Regions from separate parts of the Homo sapiens genome. Here region 1 is linked to region 2. A link is a contact called in ENCODE Hi-C or POLR2A ChIA-PET data. All regions are on one chromosome and are shown on one strand. The core of a region is the stretch at or near the end of the contact, and the rest is flanking DNA. Distances in the headings are between cores, read along the strand shown. Region 1 holds the start of GALNT11 (polypeptide N-acetylgalactosaminyltransferase 11). Region 2 overlaps PRKAG2 (protein kinase AMP-activated non-catalytic subunit gamma 2).

Evidence for each region. A loop is a pair of places that touch in the nucleus more often than their neighbours do. ChIA-PET counts read pairs that join two places held with the same protein, here RNA polymerase II (POLR2A). Pooled maps may share reads with other maps.
Region 1: a map with no recorded cell type shows a loop between it and region 2 (2.7-fold over the local background). The contact joins the promoter of GALNT11 here to the enhancer-like site in region 2. A Hi-C loop is called at or near these places in 5 of 168 maps with a recorded cell type or tissue (B cell, CD8-positive, alpha-beta T cell and naive thymus-derived CD4-positive, alpha-beta T cell), 5 of 37 single-sample maps with no recorded cell type and 15 of 50 pooled maps. POLR2A ChIA-PET finds 5 or more read pairs at or near these places in 2 of 52 experiments (HepG2 and activated naive CD4-positive, alpha-beta T cell).

Annotation. Positions count from the first base shown.
Region 1 is chr7:152,023,781-152,026,978 of GRCh38, forward strand. It overlaps GALNT11 (polypeptide N-acetylgalactosaminyltransferase 11), which reads left to right and starts at 1,894. Exons shown (of 12, transcript NM_022087.4): 1 at 1,894-2,104. RefSeq lists silencers at 584-878, 1,729-2,428.
Region 2 is chr7:151,636,441-151,639,749 of GRCh38, forward strand. All of the region lies in intron 4 of PRKAG2 (protein kinase AMP-activated non-catalytic subunit gamma 2), which reads right to left. Among named protein-coding and RNA genes, the nearest start is that of RHEB, 120 kb to the left of the region's middle. Within about 2 kb of position 1,476, at least 7 of the 41 ENCODE cell types and tissues checked have a DNase peak (open chromatin) inside an H3K27ac peak, as active enhancers do.

The DNA.
Region 1 (3,198 bases), core at 644-3,143, 390 kb after region 2:
AATTATTGCACATTAATCAGGTAGAATAGTATTTAAAGTAATAAACAGATGCATCTCATACTCATCAGGTTGGCAAATATTTAAATATCTGATACTATCAAGGGTCAGGAGAAGATGAAACAATGGAAATTTACATGCCCTGATTAATCCTAGAGCATGATTTCAAATGTTAATTTGTGTATAAATCACCTGGAAATCTTGGTAAAAATGCAGATTTTAATTAAGTAGGTGGAGCACAAGACTCCCCATTTCTAACACACTCCAGGTGACGTTGGTGTCGCTTGTTGCTGGACCACCATTTGAGTAGTGAGGCCCTAAAGGTCTGGTCTTCAAACTCTTTTGCTTGAGTATATACTAAAATAATAAGGTTTAAATACAAGAACTTAGTATCCCCTTATACATATTTAAGGTGATATTTAACATTTTTCATTACTAGTTTAGGTAGTTGGAAGGATTACTTTCTGGAAACATATTTATGTATTTAAATAAACTTGTAATACACTTTTAAATATACCTAGTAGACTTTGCCCTAGTTTGCCTGCCACTGCTGTGAATAGTTTCTGAGGGGGATCCCAGCAGGATTGATCCCCAATGACGCTTATTTGATATTATACTATGTATATTTTACATGAGCTGCAACCATTGAAGGAAACTGGGCAAAGATACCTGTGTGCTGTCTGCACTGCCCTTGCAAGAGAAACCAGTACCTGAAATATCTGTCAATCTCCAATCAAGACACAAGCATGGTAGAAGGAGTCAAAAGCATTCAACTTGGCACCCAGCAGCAGTTCTCTTTGGCTGAGGGAAGTGGCCACAAGACTCAGCTGGGGGCCATCAGCGGCCTACACACCCAACAACTGGAGAAATGAGTCCTCAGTCCTTAAGGGGAAACCTGGGTGGTACAACATGGCATCCCCTACACCCTGACAACCCCATGGGGTATCTGTGGAAGAGGGGCTGGGGAATGTGGTTAGCTCAGTTCAGCTCAAGAAGGCCACTACTTTGGTTCAGGTGGTGCTCTTTAATTTATAGTAGCTGTAGAAGTTCCTCCATTGCTACGCGTGTACCCCATCAGACTTTAATTGTGAAGCAATGAGTTCTTTAAAAAAGTTCAAAAATATTCTTAACCAAGTGGGATTTATTTCAGAAATGCAAAGAAGATTAGTATTAAGATATTCTTCAATATAACTTGGCATTATTGGCCAAAGATGAATGCCCACACCATTTTTCTTAAAAATTGCCAATTCCCCTTTTATGGTATTTGTATACATTGCACTATTATCACCAAGGTATGAGTGTTTTTTTCACCACTTCTCTCTTTACACCTTAATCTACATTTTCTTCTATCACAAGTGGCGTTTAACTTCTTTTAATATGTTTAAGGGCATTTGTCTTTTTTTTTTTTTTTCACTTATGGGGTCTCGCTGTATTGCCCAGGCTGGAGGGCAGTGGCTATTCACAGGCGCGATCCCGCTACCGATCAGCACAGGAGTTTTGCCCTGCCCGGTTTCCGAGCTGGGCCAGTTCCCCACTCCTTGGGGAACCTGGTGGTCCCTGCTCCCGGGAGGTCACCACACCGATGCGGAACACAGATGCGTGTCGCCGCGCAATGGGCACAGCGCATACAGCGCAGAGCTCCCGGGCTCAAGCGCTGCTCCCGCCTCAGCCTCCGGAGTAGCCGGGGCCACAGGCAGGGCATTTGTCATTAATGGGGTCTTTTGAGACCGCGGGTGACAGACAACAGGAGCCAGGCCACGCGCGGCGCCTCTGCGCGAACGCTAGGGAGGACTCAGCGCGCGGCGGCCGGTGACGTCAGGGCAGCGAGAGGTTTCGTCACCGCGGCGCGGGGGCGGGGCCGCCTGTCACGCGGCGCCGGCGGACGCGCGGCGCTGGGCGGAGGCAGCGGCTCGGGGACTGGGCGAGGGCCCTGGGCCTGAGGAGGCGCGGCCGCCACTGCGCCCAGCGCCTGCGCGACGCCTGGCTGCTGGGCCCCGGGGCAGTTCAGCCCGCGCCGCTCCTGCGGGTCGGACTGGGGCTGTGGCGGGAGAGAAGATGCCGCAGCCCGAGTCCCAGAAGGCGGCGATCCTGGGCTGCGGGCAAGGCGGTGAGTACCCTCTAGGCGGCGGCCTCCCGGCGTCCCTCAGCACCTCGAGAGCTGCGGCGGCGGCGGCGCGCGGGGCCTGGGCAGGCTGGGGGCGGCGGCGGGGCAGCGCCTGGCTCCCCGCGGGTCCTGGGCTCCCGCACGCCCCCTGGGCGAGGCTCGTGTCTCCGGGAGACGCCGCTGCCCCCGCGCCTCCCCCAGCGTCTCCTGAGGCTTGTTCGCGGGCGTGGGGGCGAGGACCAGGGCGCTGGCCTCGTTTTCGCGTATTTAGGACGGAGGCACACCTGATCCTGCAGCCTCCCCCAGCATTTCCTAAAATGAAGTCCAGATCAGTATTGTCCACTTTTTAAAATTAAAAGTGCCCAGAAATAGAATAGTTCACACATACACAAAACTAGGGAGAATAGTGTGGAAGGAAATTTAATCTCGGGACCCCAAATCACTAAGCCAAAGTCAAGCTGGGAGCTGCGTCAGGCAAACCTGCCCCTAAGTTTTGTTCCTAAGACAGCTGCAAAGATAAAAAGCCACACAGCTCCCTCACCCTTTGGCCAGGAGGAAATTCGCTGTGGACCTCCACATCTTTACCCTGAAACAGTTGTGTGGAATTGCACCCTGGCAGTGTAAATTGACAGCTTGTCTTCGCAGGTGAGGAACAGGGACAGAACTCAAGTCATCCTTCTGCTCACCTGAGACAGATGCATGTCTGACGGCTTCCTCTGCCCTGTATTTATGTAAAAATGCAGATTCACTGAGCCAGACTAAGGCACAAGTGGCTATTCCTCTGCCTGCCCCATGGCGTAAATTGTGTGTTCAGTAAAAGGCAGAGCAGAGGCTCAAAAGAATGTAGCCGTTTGTCTCTCATCTTACCCATGACCTGGAAGCCGCCACTTTGAGTTGTCCCACCTTTCCTGCCCGAACTAGTCTATACCTGTATTTGATTGAAGACTCATGTTCCCCTACAATGTATAAAACTAGGCTGTGCCCCCACCACCTTGGGTACATGCTCTCAGGATCTCTTGAGGGCAGTGTCATGGGCCATAGACACTCATTTCGCTCAGAATAAATCTCTTTAAAAATTTTTTTATTAGCCGGGTGCG
Region 2 (3,309 bases), core at 226-2,725:
AATGTCAGGGCCCATTCACATTGTAACACGGATCAGCACTTCATTTCTGTTGACTGCTGAACGATACTCTGTTGTGTGGACACACACACCTTGTTTATCCTTTCGTCAGCTGATGGGCACTCAGGTGGTTTCCACTTTTTGGCTGTGGTGAAAATGCTCCTATGGACATTCCTGTGCAAGTGTTTGTGTGGACATGTGTTTCATTTCATATATACAGGAGTGGAATTGCTGGGCCACAGGGTAACCCTATGTTTAATATATATATATTTTAAATTTAGTTTTGAAATGGAGTCTCACTCTGTCACCCAGGCTGGAGTGCAGTAGCGCGATTTCAGCTCACTGCAACCTCTGCCTCCTGGGTTCAAGTGATTCTCCTGCCTCAGCCTCCCGAGTAGCTGGGACTACAGGTGCGCACAACCATGCTCGGCTAATTTTCATATTTTTAGTAGAGATGGGGTTTCACCATGTTGGCCAGGTTGGTCTCGAACTCCTGACCTCAGGTGATCCACCCGCCTCAGCCTCCCAAAGTGCTGGGATTACAGGCATGAGCCACCACACCTGGCCTCTCTACATTTAATATTTTGAGGACCTGCTGAACTGTTTTCAAGGTGGCTGCACCATTTTACATTTTTACCAGCAATGTATGAGGATTCAAGTTTCTCCTGTACTGTTTAGTTTTGCAAGATGTTACCACTGCGGGGAACTAGGTAAAGGGTGCACAGGATCTCTCTGCATTATTTCTTACAACTATATGTGAATATACAATTATCTCAAAATAAAAAGTTTAATTTTTAAAAAAAGTTTTTTAAAAAAACTTGGAGTGAGCCAAGGTACACAGGAAGTATCTCTCGTTCTAAGTCTATGCTTTTGTCTCTTGCAATAATTTAAAAAAATTCTTACCGGTGTTTATGATAAGCACCATCAATTTCACCTGTAATCGTGAGGGGTTGTTTTTTGGGAGGCAGAAATGGGCAACAAATGGCAGTATGTACGTCAGGAGGACCGCAAAAGTGGTTCACAGACTGAAAAGACCTATAAACCATCACTACAGAAGTTGGTAGAGAGTAGAAATTCTAACAATTAATGTTTTATGCAACTCCACTTGATAATGAATGGGTGTACAGGAGTAGCCTAAAATAAAAATGTTTTTATGTAATATGCTAGTGGGATTGAATTTATTTCTACAGGTTTTTTACTTAGTAAGAAATCTTATGTTTTCTTCCTTAGAAAGGAGGCTACTCATGGAACAACAGAAAAAGTCATGAGGTTTTTTTTTTTTTTTTATAACACACTAAGTCAATTTCAGGAATTTGAGGGCTTTTACAGTTTAGGTATGTACATTAATGTGCACAGGGTCAAAAGACAGACGAATTTGTCAGCACACAGAACTTGAAGCTGGTGGTCGTCGTTGCCCTTTTATGGCAATGTTTTCTTAAAGTCTCAACAGACTTATGCCAGACTTAATTTTAGCTGTTTCAGGCAGGCAGGGAAAGCCGGGAGAAGAGGCGAAGGGAGGGGAAGGGCGTGGGCAATGTCATGCAAGCAAAGGGAAGGGGCGTGCACTTGTGACACCGACTCCTCTCTCAGTCCATCAGCATCAGGGATGTTTGATGTAGCAAAAACAGACCAAATCCACCACCCAAACCCTCCTGATAATCCAGACCGATCTCCCCAGGGAGAACAAAATGGGCCAACCATGGCAGGGAGGAACTGGGTTCTGCTAACAGCCTGGCACAGTTCCACCACAGGGAACATTTCCATTTATATCACATCAGCCAGTCTGAGGTTACTGGACTCTAGTGTGGTGGGAGGGAACAGAGGGACCCAAGTTGGACTTTATGGAGAGAATGCCTGAGAAACATGGAGCCATCACAAGTGTGACTTCTTGGTTGGTAAAAAATGCTAAATTATTATCCCGGCATGGTGGCTCATGCCTGTAATCCCAGCACTTTGGGAGGCCGAGGCGGGCGGATCACAAGGTCAGGAGATCGAGACCATCCTGGCCAACATGGTGAAAACCCCGTCTCTACTAAAAATACAAAAATTAGCCGGGCATGGTTGCGCACACCTGTAGTCCCAGCTACTCGGGAGGCTGAGGCAGGAGAATCGCTTGAACCCAGGAGGCGGAACTTGGAGTGAGCCAAGATTGCACCACTGCACTCCAGCTTGGCGACAGAGTGAGACTCTGTCTCAAAAAAAAAAGCTAAATTATTAAGTTGTGTCTTACATAATTGTGCCCAGGTGCAGCAAAACACTGTATTTTGAATGACTATCAGAAGGGAAAACTTCAGCCTGAAAACTTAATCATAAAACAATTGCCAAAAAAGCACTCCTTTACGCACAGAGGTCGGATATGAGTTTGCTCTGCCTCTTAAAAGAAGTCTTAAATAGCTCCTGCAAGAAATAAATCAACCTCAAATACTGGGTAAGGAGCTCCTGAATAATTTAGCATACAGAACTCTTAGTTTCTGTGCATCCTGCTGTCTTCCTTGAGCTCCACTCTGCTCTGCAAGGGCGTCCTCCAAAGAGTAAAGAACGACGTGAAACCCCCTGGATGCTGGACAGGAGCTGCACATGCACTCTGCTCCCGTTCCCACTGGGCATTCTCCAGGCAGCTCCAACCCACCACTGTGCCTGACATGTCCAGGTCTCAGTCCCAGCCCAGCCCTCTCCTGAGCTCCACACTGCCATCATCTCCACTGGAGTTTTCTACACCAACGCAGATGCACTTCATCTAAAACTGTGCCCCAGTCCTCTGGGTCTTGCCGTCTTGGTTTCTTTTGAGACAACCCACTTGTCTCCATCCCTGCTACACCTCCCCTGTTTCAGGCTTCCATTTTCTCAGGGTTGGCCAGCCGGGCAGCTTGAGCTCCTCCAGTCTTGCCCGCTTTCCAGTCTATTTCCTTCCGTGTAGCCAGAGTGCCTATGATGGTTAAATTTGAATCCAGTCATCTTGACTGGATTAAGGAACACCTAGACAACCGGTAAAGCATTATTTCTGGGTGTGTCCGTGCAGGAGTTTCCAGAGACTGGCATGTGGGTCAGTGGACTGAGTGGGGAAGATCTGCCTCCAGTGTGGGCGGGCGCCATCTAATTAGCTGGGGGCCTGGAGAGAACAATAAAGGTGACAGAGGATTTCCTTGCTCTTTCTCCTGGAGCTGGGACACTTTCCTCTTCCTGCTCTTGGGCATCAGAACTCCAGGCTCTCCTGCCTTGACACTGGGACTTAACAGCAGCAGCCCTCTGGTTTTCAGGCCTTTGGCCTTGGACTGAGAATTACGCCACTGGCTTCTCTAGTTCTGAGGCTTT